2 separate regions of the Homo sapiens genome follow, and region 2 is linked to region 1. Evidence: chromatin contacts called from ENCODE Hi-C or POLR2A ChIA-PET data. All regions are on one chromosome and are shown on one strand. Each heading gives the region's core, a stretch centred on a gene start or an enhancer-like site at or near the end of the contact. The rest is flanking DNA. Distances are from core to core; before and after follow the strand shown.

Region 1 (6,418 bases), core at 1,569-4,068:
GTGAGCTGAGATGGCGCCACTGCACTCCAACCTCAGCAACAGAGCAAGACTCCCTTTACAAAAAGAAAAAAAAAAAAAGAACAAACAGGGGCTGTTCTGGACAAACCAGGATACATGCTAGAAGTTCCATGTCCCAGCAGGAACAGAAGGAGACACGAAGAAGGAGTAAACTGCAGAGTGGGAGGGGAGGTTGCCTTTGAGGACACTGACCAGCACAAGATGGACGTGAGCCAAGAATGATGGCAGGCCTTGGCAGTAGCAGCAACAAGACCCCAGGGTTCAAGGCCTTGTTGGCTTCCTAAGCAGTGGATGTAGTAAGAACCAGGAAACGCCCTTTCTTCCCTGACTCCAAGCCAGAAGTCAAGGGCCAGCACCCCTGCCACCTTGCTCAGCCCTGAGTGGCCCTCAGCAAGTGGGGTCTGTAGGAGGTGAGCAGGGAAAGATGAGTGGTACTAAAAACTCCACACCAGGGAGCAGGGAGAGGAGCAGATATTCCCTTGCTCTCAACTCAGCCTACTCCATGCCAGGCCCTGTGCTGGGCAGGCCTGGCTGGGAATCCAGAAGTGGCCTGCCAGGTTCCTGCTCCTGAGGAGCTCCTAGCCACAGAAACAAACCAAGGAAGCTTACAGCAGCCTATGGAAGGTGCTAAACATGACACCACACCAGGGCAGAGAGACCCAGTCTGACTGTAGGCTCTGGGAAGTAGCCAGATTTTCTAAGCCCAGCTCCACCACCTGTGTGATTTGGGGCAGACTGATCACCTCTGTACCTTGTTCCCTCAGCTGTAGAACAGGGAGAACAAAAGCTACTATGCATGGTTCAAGTGAAGGCCACCTGAGATCATGTGCACAGAGCTCTTTGTCTCATCCCTGGCATGGAGCTGATGCTCACTAGGTGTAGCTATTTATGAATCGTAACCACAGCAATGAGACTCCTTAATGGGTGGTAGGAAGGGGAGAGGCAGGAGAGCAGGAAGAAAAGCATTCTAGGCACGGGGAACAACTTGAGCTGTTCCAACAGAGGCACTTAAGAACAGGGCTGATGAGTGAGGTGCCTGGAACAGAGTGGGCTGTAGGGAGCAGAGGAGCTGGGCCTGAACAGGCAAGCTGAGGCCAGACAGACTGACCCTGGGTGGGTAAACAGGAAGACCGGCTTCAGCAGAGCTGTGACTTTACAAGATTGCTCTGGGAACTGCATAGAGTGAAGGAGGAGAGACCCTGGGGTGGACCCAGATGACCACATGTGAACAGTCGGGCCCAGGATGGGGTGGAGAGTGTGCTTCCGGAGAAGGGAATGGGTAGGACTTGGTGGTTAATCAGATGTGCCGGTGGGAAAGGGAAGAGGGAGGAGTCAGGCGATTCAGAAAAAATGATAATGGGGACTCCAGGCTGGTTCCAGAGAGCAGTGAGATGCCCAGCTGTGCAGTTTGGAAGGGAAGCGTGGAGGTGGGTGGCCCCTGTCCTGAGGTGACAACGGTGGGGCAGAAGACTGATGGGCTTACAAGGGGGATGTGGAGCACAAAAGGGGACAGGTACCCGGGATCCAGCCTGGGAGATATTAGCAAGGCCAGACTTCTGAAGGAGCTGGTGGTGTGGGGATGGGTCTGTAGCCACAAGCAGAGACACCTCATGGGATCTTGGTACTCCCCTGAAGCAGGTTTTGACTTCACTGTAAGGAGGAATATTTCCCTCACTGAAGCCATCAGGGCATGGGAGGAATTGTCCCTGTGGGGCAGTGAGGCCAGGTCACAGGGGTATCTGAATGGAGACTAATGGCTTCTGGAATTGGGCAGTATGAGTCCTGGTTCCTGACTAGCCTCAAGTCACATCCCAGCTCTGCCACTTCTTGGCTGTGTAAATCCTGAATAAGTCACTTAAACGTTCTGAGTGTTACTTTCCTGCGTGTAGAATTAAACGTTCTGAGTGTTACTTTCCTGCGTGTAGAATGGGACTGGCGGAAGGGTCTTACAGAGCTGCGGTATTAAACCAGATGGAACATGTACCCCAGCGTGAGCCTGACCCCCTGACGGTGAGCATTCCCACAGCAAGTGACCATTCATGAAAGCTTACCAGGGTCAGGCACAGGGCTAACACATCCCACTGATACAATCTGGAATCATCCCAACAGAGCTATGGAATCAACACCATGGTTATGCCCGCGTAACAGATAAGGAAACCGAGGCTCGGAGAGGTTTAGGAAATTGCATAAGGCCACTGAGGGTTGCTGCCGTCATTCTTGCAGGCGGGGTCTCGGGCAAGGTTAAGGCAAGTCTGGGTCCGCCCCTCCCACCCTACCCCACCCCCAACCCCCCCTCCCCCGCGCCGGCCCGGCCTGGCCCTGGCCCATGCCTCTGCCTCTCCCCGCAGGTACGTGTCGGCCCTGACCACGCCCGCGCGCCTCTCGCCCGTGGACTTCCACTACTCGCTGGCCACGCAGGTGCCAACTTTCGAGATCACGTCCCCCAACTCGGCGCACGCCGTGTCGCTGCCGCCGGCGGCGCCCATCAGTTACCGCCTGGCCGAGCAGCAGCCGTTACTGCGGCACCCGGCGCCCCCCGGCCCGGGACCCGGACCCGGGCCCGGGCCCGGGCCCGGCGCAGACATGCAGCGCAGCTATGACAGCTACTATTACCCCGCGGCGGGGCCCGGACCGCGGCGCGGGACCTGCGCGCTCGGCGGCAGCCTGGGCAGCCTGCCTGCCAGCCCCTTCCGCATCCCCGAGGACGACGAGTACGAGACCACGCAGGAGTGCGCGCCCCCGCCGCCGCCGCGGCCGCGCGCGCGCGGTGCGTCCCGCAGGACGTCGGCGGGGCCCCGGCGCTGGCGCCGCTCGCGCCTCAACGGGCTGGCGGCGCAGCGCGCACGGGCGGCGAGGGACTCGCTGTCGCTGAGCAGCGGCTCGGGCGGCGGCTCAGCCTCGGCGTCGGACGACGACGCGGACGACGCGGACGGGGCGCTGGCGGCCGAGAGCACACCTTTCCTGGGCCTGCGTGGGGCGCACGACGCGCTGCGCTCGGACTCGCCGCCACTGTGCCCGGCGGCCGACAGCAGGACTTACTACTCACTGGACAGCCACAGCACGCGGGCCAGCAGCAGACACAGCCGCGGGCCGCCCCCGCGGGCCAAGCAGGACTCGGCGCCACTCTAGGGCCCCGCCGCGCGCCCCTCCGCCCCGCCCGCCCCACTATCTTTAAGGAGACCAGAGACCGCCTACTGGAGAGAAAGGAGGAAAAAAGAAATAAAAATATTTTTATTTTCTATAAAAGGAAAAAAGTATAACAAAATGTTTTATTTTCATTTTAGCAAAAATTGTCTTATAATACTAGCTAACGGCAAAGGCGTTTTTATAGGGAAACTATTTATATGTAACATCCTGATTTACAGCTTCGGAAAAAAAAAAGAAACAACAAAAAAAAAAGAGAGATGGGCCAATTTTTTGACTCTTTAATAGAAACCTATTTTGTGGTGCCTTTTGCTGTATGCTCATCTGGGGCTCCGGGGGACAGGTCTGGGTTGTGGGGTGCTGAGAGTGACAGCTGGGAGAGAAGAGGTGCGGGTTCTGTTGGGGGCGAGGGTGGGGGGCGGTGGGGGGTTGGCCCTAAGGAAGAACTGAGGACGGAAGTAGCTTTGCTCCCAGGCAAGAGCTGAAGTTCCCGACCCCTGGGAGGAGAGGGCCAGGACCCTAGGCTTGGAGCTGGAGCTGGGGTAACTTCCAGGGGGAGATAAAGACACAGCTACCCGAATGGGGAAGCCCTGGCTACTCACAGCTGTTAAAGGAGGGGGGGCAGAGAAACGTTTCCCCAAGAGCCTGAGCCCAGGGAGGTGGCAGCTCTGCCAGGGGCCCAATGTTGGCGGCTCCTGTCCCCCACAGCCTCCAGGACGCCCCTCCGTCCTCTGCAGCACCTTCGTTTACAGGTCGTCTTTTCTATTTTACACCTGCATGTCCTTTGCATTTCAGATTCTTTAGATTGGATGCATGGTCACGCTGGGACCGAGAAGAGCCACTCGACAGTGTATTCCCCTTTTAGCAATAAAGTAACACCATTTCCTTCTCACAGGCTGCCTCCTAGCCCCCAACCCACCTATGACATCCACTCGTCTCCAGTCCTGCCCTCCCACCCCCAAAAACTGGGTCCACTGCTAATTTGTCAAAAAGGTAATTGTTTAAAAAAAAAAAAAATCCCAAACAGAAACAGATGGGAATCCTGTCCTGAAATGTCTGAACACCTGACTGTTGACACTTGAACATTTTTATATTATAAATAAAATCAGAAATAACTCCTGTTTGACTGTGTGTGCCTAGCCTCAGATGAGGAGGGAACTCAGAGCACGAAGTCCCATGGTGGATGTGGATGATGCTGGCCTGGAGGTTGGAGGGGGCCAGGGCAGTCCCTGGAAGGAAGTGACCCTGTCTCCGGTCTCTCCGGCCCCAGCTCACAGGACAGACTCCAGCCCTCCTCCCGCTTCCAAGAATATTTACAAGGTGTCCCCACTGGCTGCTGGGGAACCTGGCCAAGGGACTGACACAAATTGCTCTGCTTCAAACTCAGCGTTGGAACTCTGGCCCAGTTCCTGCCCTGGATCTATGGGCCGGACTGAGGCAACAGTTGCCGGCCTAGGTGGTTGAGGAGGGATGGGTTGTGGGGTTGGTAATAGCACAGCCAAGGCAGGATGACCCTTGGACCCTGAGGCACGTCACAGGCAAAGTCTGAACATGCAAAGTGGCATAACAGTGGTACCCTCAGCTGCCAGGACCACAGCTGCTGCAGTTCATAAGCCCACAGGGTGTTGCTCTTTCCCCAACTTTATACCCCCTCAGAGCCAGGACCTGTCTAAACCCGCAGACCTGAGAGAGAGTACATGATTTCAGTATGGAGAAGGCAGATGGAGGCCCAGGTTCAAAAGCCTTTCCCCTCATCAACTAATTTAGTAAACCAGTGCCCAGCACCCGGAACTATTCGGTTCCAGCCAGACACACGGACGTCTTCCACCCAAACAGCTGAGGTGGTTGGCATGCACACTCGGCTACACGTGTGTGTGTGTGTGTGTGTGTGTGTGTGAATCCCACTAGGATGTGTGTAGTCAGAGACCTATAGGTGGGAGGGACAGAGAGGCTGCGGGTTGAGAGGGCTTTGGCATCAACAGGGCGTAAGTTCAAATTCCAGCTCTGTGCCGCCTAGCTGTGTGACGTCTCTAGGCCACAGTTTCCTTGCTGGGAAATGGGTGATGTAAATACCTATTCCAAAAGGTTGCTGTGGAGATTATAAAGTACCCAGTGCTGATGCTGGCACGTGATAGATGCCTATTACATGGCTGATTTGATGGTGGTGATGACAATATCCTGTGCCTTGCATCCTTGTATCACACAGCCAGAGTGACAAAAACTAGATGAGAGGGAGTCGATGGAAAAAAATAAAGAACAAATTAAAGTTATTGTATTTATTGTGGGGGTGCTGGGAAAAAGTATCTGCTACAAAAAATTTTAAAAAGGAAAATAATGAACTCAATCCTGCATAAACCTGCAACTCACTGGCCCCTCCCGGCCCCCTTCTGTTGATCTCATCCAGGCCCCTCTGCTGTCTCTGGTTTCGTAGTTGACTTTAAAATTCTCTGAGAGCCAGTTATTCTTCTCTGTGACTTGTGGCTTCTGTAGGATCCCAAATTAACTCCATATGAACTCTTGGGGAACCCATTGACCTTTGTGTGGTCCAGCTTATTGTCCTCGTGTGACCTTTCTGGGGGCTCTAGGTTGCTGTTGCTTTCTAAATTTTAGAGTCAGAAGCCACCCAATGAACCCACCAATCTCTATGTGGCCCTCGGTTGATTCTGAATGACCTCTTGGTGAACTCACCGATCTTTGCATGAGCATCGGGTACCTTCATTATATGCTTTGAATCCTACAGTACCTGCCATATGTGCGGAGAGTCCAAGGCCAGAACCTAACAGAGTTCTTTCCTCACCTGTCATCCACCCATTCATTTCACAGGTATGATTAGGACCCGGGAACACATGTGGCCAGAGAGGCCCCTTCTCCACTCTGCCTCTCAAACCTCTGCCTGGGGAAGCCTTCCCAGTGGCCTTTCAGGAAGAGTCGCAGTCCTGTCAAGCTACTTCCCTACCACCGCCCCGTCGCTGGAACACGTAGGACGACATTCAGGCAGCTTCGCAAGTCAGAGGCTTCATCCCCACTTTCCCAGTTCTTTCTTTTCTCTTCCAGGTCATTTTTTGGCTTCTCTTTCCAGCCCCTCCCAGAGGCCCAAGTGGTAATGGTAACTGCCTGTTCTTCTCCTCACGAAACTGTGAGCCCCACGAGGACAGGCAGCCAAACTTCCTCCCACCACCGTATCCCCATCACCCCGCCCAGCGTGCAGCACACAGTTGGCCCTCATTGAATGAGAGGATGAAGGCGCAAGAGACAC
Region 2 (7,070 bases), core at 112-2,611, 160 kb before region 1:
GGTGATTGTGTGCATTTCTCCAGCTACATTCAATTGCATGGGCACAGGTACTGGGTTGGATTTGACTAGAATTGTGGTTTTGCCAAATGAAGAAATAGAATTATTATAAAAATTGATCATGAATGAATGGAAGAAAGAAAGAGAAGGGAAGAAAGAACATCATATTCACTGTGAGAATCAGTAAAAAGGTGGTAGTATCAATGAATTTAAATCCTGTTAAGATAGAAGAATTGCTGGAGTCCAAACAGTAGAGGGTGTAAGCTGGAAGGTAGGAGTTGGTAGGTGGAGAGTAGGATGCATGCATTTGATATCATGGAAGGGTTGCATTTCTTGGTAATAACAAGGTGATGGGTAGAGATGACTCTCAAGTATGAATGAGCATGAGAGTCAGTGGGTAGAATGAGGTGGAGCACAAGACGACTAGAGAAGAAGAGTTCAAGGAACTGAGAAGCCAGGGTATTGGAATGACCACTTATGAGTACAATGAAATTTCTGAAAGTTAAGACAGGATTACTTTGTGTATATAGTGAATGACAGATGTGTGCCCTGCCCTCAAAGAGCTTACAATCCAGCCCAGAAGATAAGCAAGTCAGAAGCATTTGGCATGATGGCATAATTGCTGTGATTGGAAAAGTACAAGGTAAGGGGGAGCACAAGTGAAGGATACCTAAACCCCGCCTTGGGATTGAAGAATCTTTCTGGAGGAAAGAGATTTGAGTTGGGATTTTGAAGAACAAGTCAAAGTTAATGAGGTAAAAAGACAGGGAAAAGTACTTTAGAAAGGGGGAACGGTATGTGCAAAGGGATAAAGATGAGACTGGGGCACACTGAAGTAACTGAAAGGAGATTCATTGCCCCAGGTGCCATGGGCAGTGGTGCAAGAGAAGTTTGGGAAGGTGAGCTGAATTGGATCATCATGTAGGGCCTTGGGGGCTGTATTAAGTAGTATGAATTCATCCCATGTGCAATGGGAGAGGTATAGATGGACTAGGGGAGAAGAAAGTATTAAGAAATGTTTAATAGATTAATGATTTTTGAGTTGGGTCCTCTTATTAGTTATTTGTGGCTGCACAACAAATTACCCCAAAATGTAGTGGGTTAAAACAACAAACATTTATTTTCTCATAGTTTCTATCAGTCAGAAATCCAGATGTGAGTCCTCCAGTCTAGGGACTTTCACAAGGCTACAAATAAGGTGTCAGCCAGGGATGCAGTCATCTCAGGCTCAACAGTGGTCTTTCAGACTCATTCATGTGGCCATTGGCAGGCTTCAGGTCCTCGATGGCTGTTGGCCAGAGGCATCAGTTCCCTGCCACATGGATCTCACTGTAGGGCAGTTCATGATATGGCAGCTGACTTCTCTCAGAGCAGGTGAGGGAGAGAGAGAGAGAAAGGGTGGGAGGAGGGAGGTCACAGTCTATTTGTAGTAACCCAACCACAGAACTGACCTCCCATCACTTTTGTCATATTCTATTTATTCTAAGTGAGTCAGTAGGTCCAGCCCACACTCAGGGAAAGTATTGCACAGGGGCAGGAGTACTAGGCGATAAGATCACTGGAGTCCATCTCAGAGGCTGCCTACCATAATCCCGAAGGAAGATTAAGGAGTTATCAGGCAGGGATGAGGAACCACTTAGAGAAAGTTGACACAGAGTTTTAAGGAAGAGGCTATAACATAGGAAGTAACCTGAGGGCACCAAATGTACTATGTGTCCAAAGTGGCAAAAGATGCTATTGCAAGATATAAGATAGGCTGTGGCCAGATTGTTAAAAGTCTTGTAGGCTATGCTGAGAAGTTTAGTCTTTACTCTTTGTAACAAGATAAGATCACCTGAAGGCTTATATAAGAAAGCGACCTGTTTAGTTTTTGGTCTCTGACAGCTGTATGCAGGACAAACAGTAGTGGGAGGGAGCCAGGAGAACCCTCTATAGCTGGAATCTAAAAACTGCCAGTGGAGAGATGACCAGGGCCTGCACCAAGGCAAGGCAGTAGGCCTTATGAAGGGGGGCCAGATTCAAAGAATGTTTAAACAACTGTTAACAAGTCTTAGAGAGCCTGTGGGGGAGCACGGATGTGTCCGATGCTTTCCAAGTTCTTCACCTGGATCACTGAGGGTTCTGGCTATAACTAAAGTACCCAATACAGCATGAGGAAGACACTGTCCCTTGTGGATGGGAGGGGGACTCAGTCCTGGCATATGTCACCTTCACCTGTGACCTTAAGGTACACATTCCTAGTTCTATTCACGGACAATAAAGAAGTATTTAGTTCAAAGCATATTTTCTGTCCTGTTTTTTTTTTTAAGACTTTATTTTTCTAACAGAAATTTTAGGTTCACAGCAAAATTGAGATGAAGCACAGAGATATCCCATATACTCCCTGCCCCCCACATGTACAGTGTCCCAATTATCAATTGTTGTTGTTAAAATTGATAAGCCTACAATTGATAAGTTACAATTACTGTTGTTACAATTGATAAGCCTACATTGACACGCCATTATCACCCAAAGTCTATACATTAGGCTTCACTCTCAGTGTTGTACATTCTATGGGTTTGGACAAGTGTATGAGAACATGTATTCATTATACTATCATACAGAATTTTATTTATTTTTTTTTTGAGACAGTCTCGCTGTGTCACTCAGGCTGGAGTGCAGTGGTACAATCTCAGCTCACTGCAACCTCCACCTCCTGGGTTCAAGCAATTCTCATGTCTCAGTTTCCCAAGTAGCTGGGATTACAGGCACCTGCCACCATGCCCATCTAATTTTTGTATTTTTAGTAGAGACAGGGTTTCACCACGTTGGCCAGACTGGTCTTGAACTGCTCACCTCAAATGATCCACCCACCTTGGCCTCTCAGAGTGTTGGGATTACAGGTGTGAGCCACTGTGCCCGGCCTCATACAGAAATTTTTGACTGCTCTAAAAATCCTCTATGCTCCACCCATTCACTCCTCTCTCCCCTCAGCCCCTGGCAACCACTGATCTTTTTATAGTTTTCATAGTTTGGCCTTTTCCAGAATGTCATATAGTTGGAATGATGTAATATGTAAGCTTTTCCGATTGGCGTCCTTCATTTAGTAATATGCATTTAAGTTTCCTCTACGTCTTTTCATGGGTTGATAGCTCATTTATTTTTAGTGCTGAATAATATTCCATTATCTGGATGTACCACAGTTTATTTATTCATTTACCTACTGAAGGACATCTTGGTTACTTCCAAATTTTGGCAGGTATGAATAAACACTGACAACACCAAAAGCTGGCAAGGATGTGGGACATCCTCTCATTCATTGTTGGTGGGAATGCAAAATGGTACAGCCACTTTGGAAGAGCGTTTGGCAGTTTCTTACAAAATTAAACTACTCTTACCGTAAGATCGAGCAATTTCATTCTTTGGTATTTTCCCAAAGGAGTTGGAAACTTATGTTTACATAAAAACCTGCAGAAGGATGTTTATAGAAGCTTTATTCATAATTGTCAAAGCATTTTTTAAAGTGCCTCCTGTATGTAGAATCCCATTTAGAATATTATGGGTAACATAGAGTATAAAGGCCCACTCTTGAAAAGCTGTCTGCTTAGCTCTGGGTAAGAAGAGATCTGGTTCTTAGATTTAGGACACTGACTCTGAGGCCTCTTTCAACTGGAGGCAAGACAGTGAGAGATTCCATGTGTCCAGCTCTGCAGCAGCAGCAGAGGCAGCCACAATCTGAGATGCTGCTGATTTCTTCTGTGGGGCTTTGAAAAGCAATGAATCTTCACAGTATGCTGAGCTTCTACTTTATTGATGATGCAGCTCAGGGAAGTTTGTGGTGCCATTTTGCCAGGATCTTTTAGGGAAAGCATAGGATCAGATTGGAGGATGAGTGCTAAATGACTCCTAAGTGCCAGAAATAATGGTTACTGAATATGCACTAGTGCTATGTCATTGTTTTGCTGTGTAATTGTTTTGTCTCTCACTCAGTCCTTGCAACAACCCTGGGAGGTTGGTTCTATTGCTATTATCCCATTTTTCATATGGGGAACTGAGACACAGAGAGGTTAAGTAACTTGCTCAAGACCACACAGTAAGTAGCAGAGACATGCCTGTCTGATTTCTGAGCCTATATCCTAACCATAGTACTATACCTCCTTGTTTCATGCATTTATTTTTTTGAACTCACCAGTTGAGTCTCTGGTCATATCATTTGTCAGTTATTTCTCCCCGACTGAGAGGGATAAATAAGCATTCTCTTATATTCTAGGTTTTAAGTTGGCATTTAATGCTGACCCGTCTGGAATTCACTGTAGTGTATATACATTTCATTTGGTTTTAGTTTTTCTCTTTTGGTCACAAGCCAAAGTTAGAATCTCCCAAGCTAGCTCAGGTAAAGATGAGCTCACTGTAGGGAAACTTGGTTTAGTAAGGAGTAAGGGATCTCTAAGCAATCCCAGAAGTGGGCCTATAATAGGACTAGACCTTAGAGAGAGTAGGTCAGACCCAAATGACCATTACCTAGTTCAGTTTCTGGCACATAATAGGTGCTCAATAAATATTTGTTGAATAAATGCAGCAAACAGTTGTGTGGTCAGCTATCCAGTAAAAGGGGCCAGCGATAGCCCTAGTGGAACAAGAGCCCTTTTGTTTGGCTGAAATAAGGTTTACTAGGCTACTCGAAGGATGTGGTAGTAGCAACACTAGAGCTTCACATCTGCTGTGGAATAGATCTTTGATTTCCCCATGCATCTTCTGCATAGACTCTGCACTTACCCTCAGTGGCTGCAGCAAAATGGGACATGTAGATGTCAGGCTGCCCATGGGAACACATTCCTGTGTGGTGCTCCCCACATCTGTTCTCATGTGAAATGACACTAGAGAGTGACAGCTTCCTACTATAGGACTGGCGGCTGTGGGTCTCACAGTATCAGACTTCCTGGTGACTGAGATGCTGTAAGGAATAGAGAGAATGGAAGATCCGGGTTCAGGTATCGGCTTCGCCATAGCTGTGTGAGTTGGGCCTGATCCTTGGCTTCCCTGGGACTTGGTTTCCTGATCTGTTAAGGGACAAGGTTTGGGCCAAGGTTCTTTCCAGCACTTGAGTCCTATGAGTTGCTAAATTGGGCCCAAGGTCACAGGGAAAATGAAATGCTGGCATAATATCTGTCTTCCCTTGAAACCCCTGGATAAGTCCAAGCAAGTGACCCTCTTTGATGGAAGAGAGTTTCCAAAAGCAGAAAGAATCTTTCTCAGGGGTTGGGTGGAGCTCTTCCTTTTTCTCCTACCCTAAAGATACTTGGAAGTGAAGTCTAAAATTGTCACCCAGGACTAGTAGGGTGCTGGAGGTGAAGATGCAGAAGGAGAATGTACAGACAGGCCTCCGGCTCCTGAGTCCAGCTGGTGTTGCCTGTCGGTACACACTCCCCACCTGCCACCTCCAGCTCCTGGCTGATCTCCTCTTTCTGAGCTCTTGATCCTAAGCTGTGTTCTGCTTGTGTCTGTTATGGCTCTGGAGTGAAATGAGCAATTTCTTTTTCTCCAATTGGAAGCTGAAGGCTGCTTAATATAAGTAATAAAGTCCTCAATGCTTTATCCCCTGGGGTCTGTTAACTGCCTGTTTGAAGCAGAAGGCACTACAGCTCGCACAGGATGTGAAGCAGATTGGAGGTTCCTGTATCTTTGAGCCACCTGAGCTTTTTCAAAGTCCAGTTTCCTTCTCCTAGAGCAGAGTTACTCAACAATGGCACTATTAGCATTTTGAGCCAAATGATTCTTTGTTATGGGGTACTATCTTGGGCATTGTAGGATATTTAGTAGCATCCTTGGCCCCTCCACTAGATGCCAGTAGCATCCACCTTCCCCCGTTACCACAAACAAAAATGTCTCTAAACATGGAAATCGTCCCTGTGGGGCAAAATCACCCCAGTTAAGGACCACTATTCTAGAGTTACCACAGCACACATGTAGGCAGCTTGTGTGATGAACTAGGCTTTTGAGAACCATGGTCTTTATTTTTGATTTCACTTCTGACTCACGGAAGACCCTAGGGCAGGTTAATGAGCCTCTCTATAATGGGGACTATGAATTTTCCTTGTTTGAAAAGTAACATGTTTGTTGGAGAAAATATAGAAGAAACAGAGAAGTATAAAAGAAGAAAAATTTAAAGGATCTGTTGGCATCTCAACCACCTAGAGATAATAAGTTTTAAGGTGTATTTTCTTCTTGCATCTTTTCCTGGCATGTCTCTCTTCTCTTCCACCATACTCACACACCAAATCAGGATCATATCTTAATACACGGCAAACCGTTCTTAGAAAATATGATTTTTAATGGATGCATATTAGACAATCTTATGAATGCTCCATATTTATTTAATAACTTCCAGTTGTAGAACATTATTATAACCAATTTTCAGACTACTAGAGATAATACTGAATGACAACTTTGTACATTAATCTTTGTGTGCATCTCTGATATCCTTAGGTTAATTCCTCGAAGTGGAATTTTGGGGTGAAAGGATAAGAACATTTTTAAGGCTTTTGATACATGTTATCAAGTTGCCCTCCAGAATGGTTACGCCATTTGACATCAGCAGTGTAGGAGAGAGCCAAATTGGGGCAATCTGTACTTAAAAGCTTTCTTTGATAGCTCAGGCTTCTACCGAAGCTGAACAATCTCCATTTTGTTTATAATACTGCACAAGAGCCCTACAAAGCACAGTGGTGGTCTGCTTTCATGTTACAGCTGGGCAGAACATGTACTGATCACAGTGAGTGACAGACAGCACATTTTAGTATTATTGACAGAAATGAGACCCAAGACTGGAAGACCCTCAGCAGGTCAAGCCATGAGTTAATGCTTTCTTTTGCCCCAGGAATGGGGCAACATGTGCTAATGGCCCCTTTCTAACTGGTCTTCTGACAGAAGCACTGATTTTCAGAGCCTTTGACCTAGACGTCTTTGGTATCTAGTTTTCTAGAGTAGGAATCCAGTGGCCTTTGTAGAAGGCTTAGAGGATCACACGTGAGGTGGAGTTAGCTAGAAGGAGCTATTGCTAGTGCCAGTGCATCCCTCCCTGCACCCTCCCCTGA

The links. A loop is a pair of places that touch in the nucleus more often than their neighbours do. ChIA-PET counts read pairs that join two places held with the same protein, here RNA polymerase II (POLR2A). Pooled maps may share reads with other maps.
Region 2: a loop to region 1 is called in a pooled map, with 2.8 times the contacts of the local background. The contact joins two enhancer-like sites. A Hi-C loop is called at or near these places in 1 of 37 single-sample maps with no recorded cell type and 2 of 50 pooled maps. POLR2A ChIA-PET finds 5 or more read pairs at or near these places in 2 of 52 experiments (Caco-2 and PC-9).

The regions. Positions count from the first base shown.
Region 1 is chr5:139,844,646-139,851,063 of GRCh38, reverse strand. NRG2 (neuregulin 2) reads left to right here. Exons shown (of 10, transcript NM_004883.3): 10 at 2,367-4,283. The coding sequence ends at 3,147. Among named protein-coding and RNA genes, the nearest start is that of PSD2, 52 kb to the right of the region's middle. RefSeq lists silencers at 2,286-2,345, 2,396-2,815, 2,946-3,135. Within about 2 kb of position 2,818, at least 20 of the 41 ENCODE cell types and tissues checked have a DNase peak (open chromatin) inside an H3K27ac peak, as active enhancers do.
Region 2 is chr5:140,005,847-140,012,916 of GRCh38, reverse strand. The region is part of intron 1 of NRG2 (neuregulin 2); the gene reads left to right. Among named protein-coding and RNA genes, the nearest start is that of NRG2, 34 kb to the left of the region's middle. RefSeq lists an enhancer at 1,072-1,141. Within about 2 kb of position 1,361, at least 6 of the 41 ENCODE cell types and tissues checked have a DNase peak (open chromatin) inside an H3K27ac peak, as active enhancers do.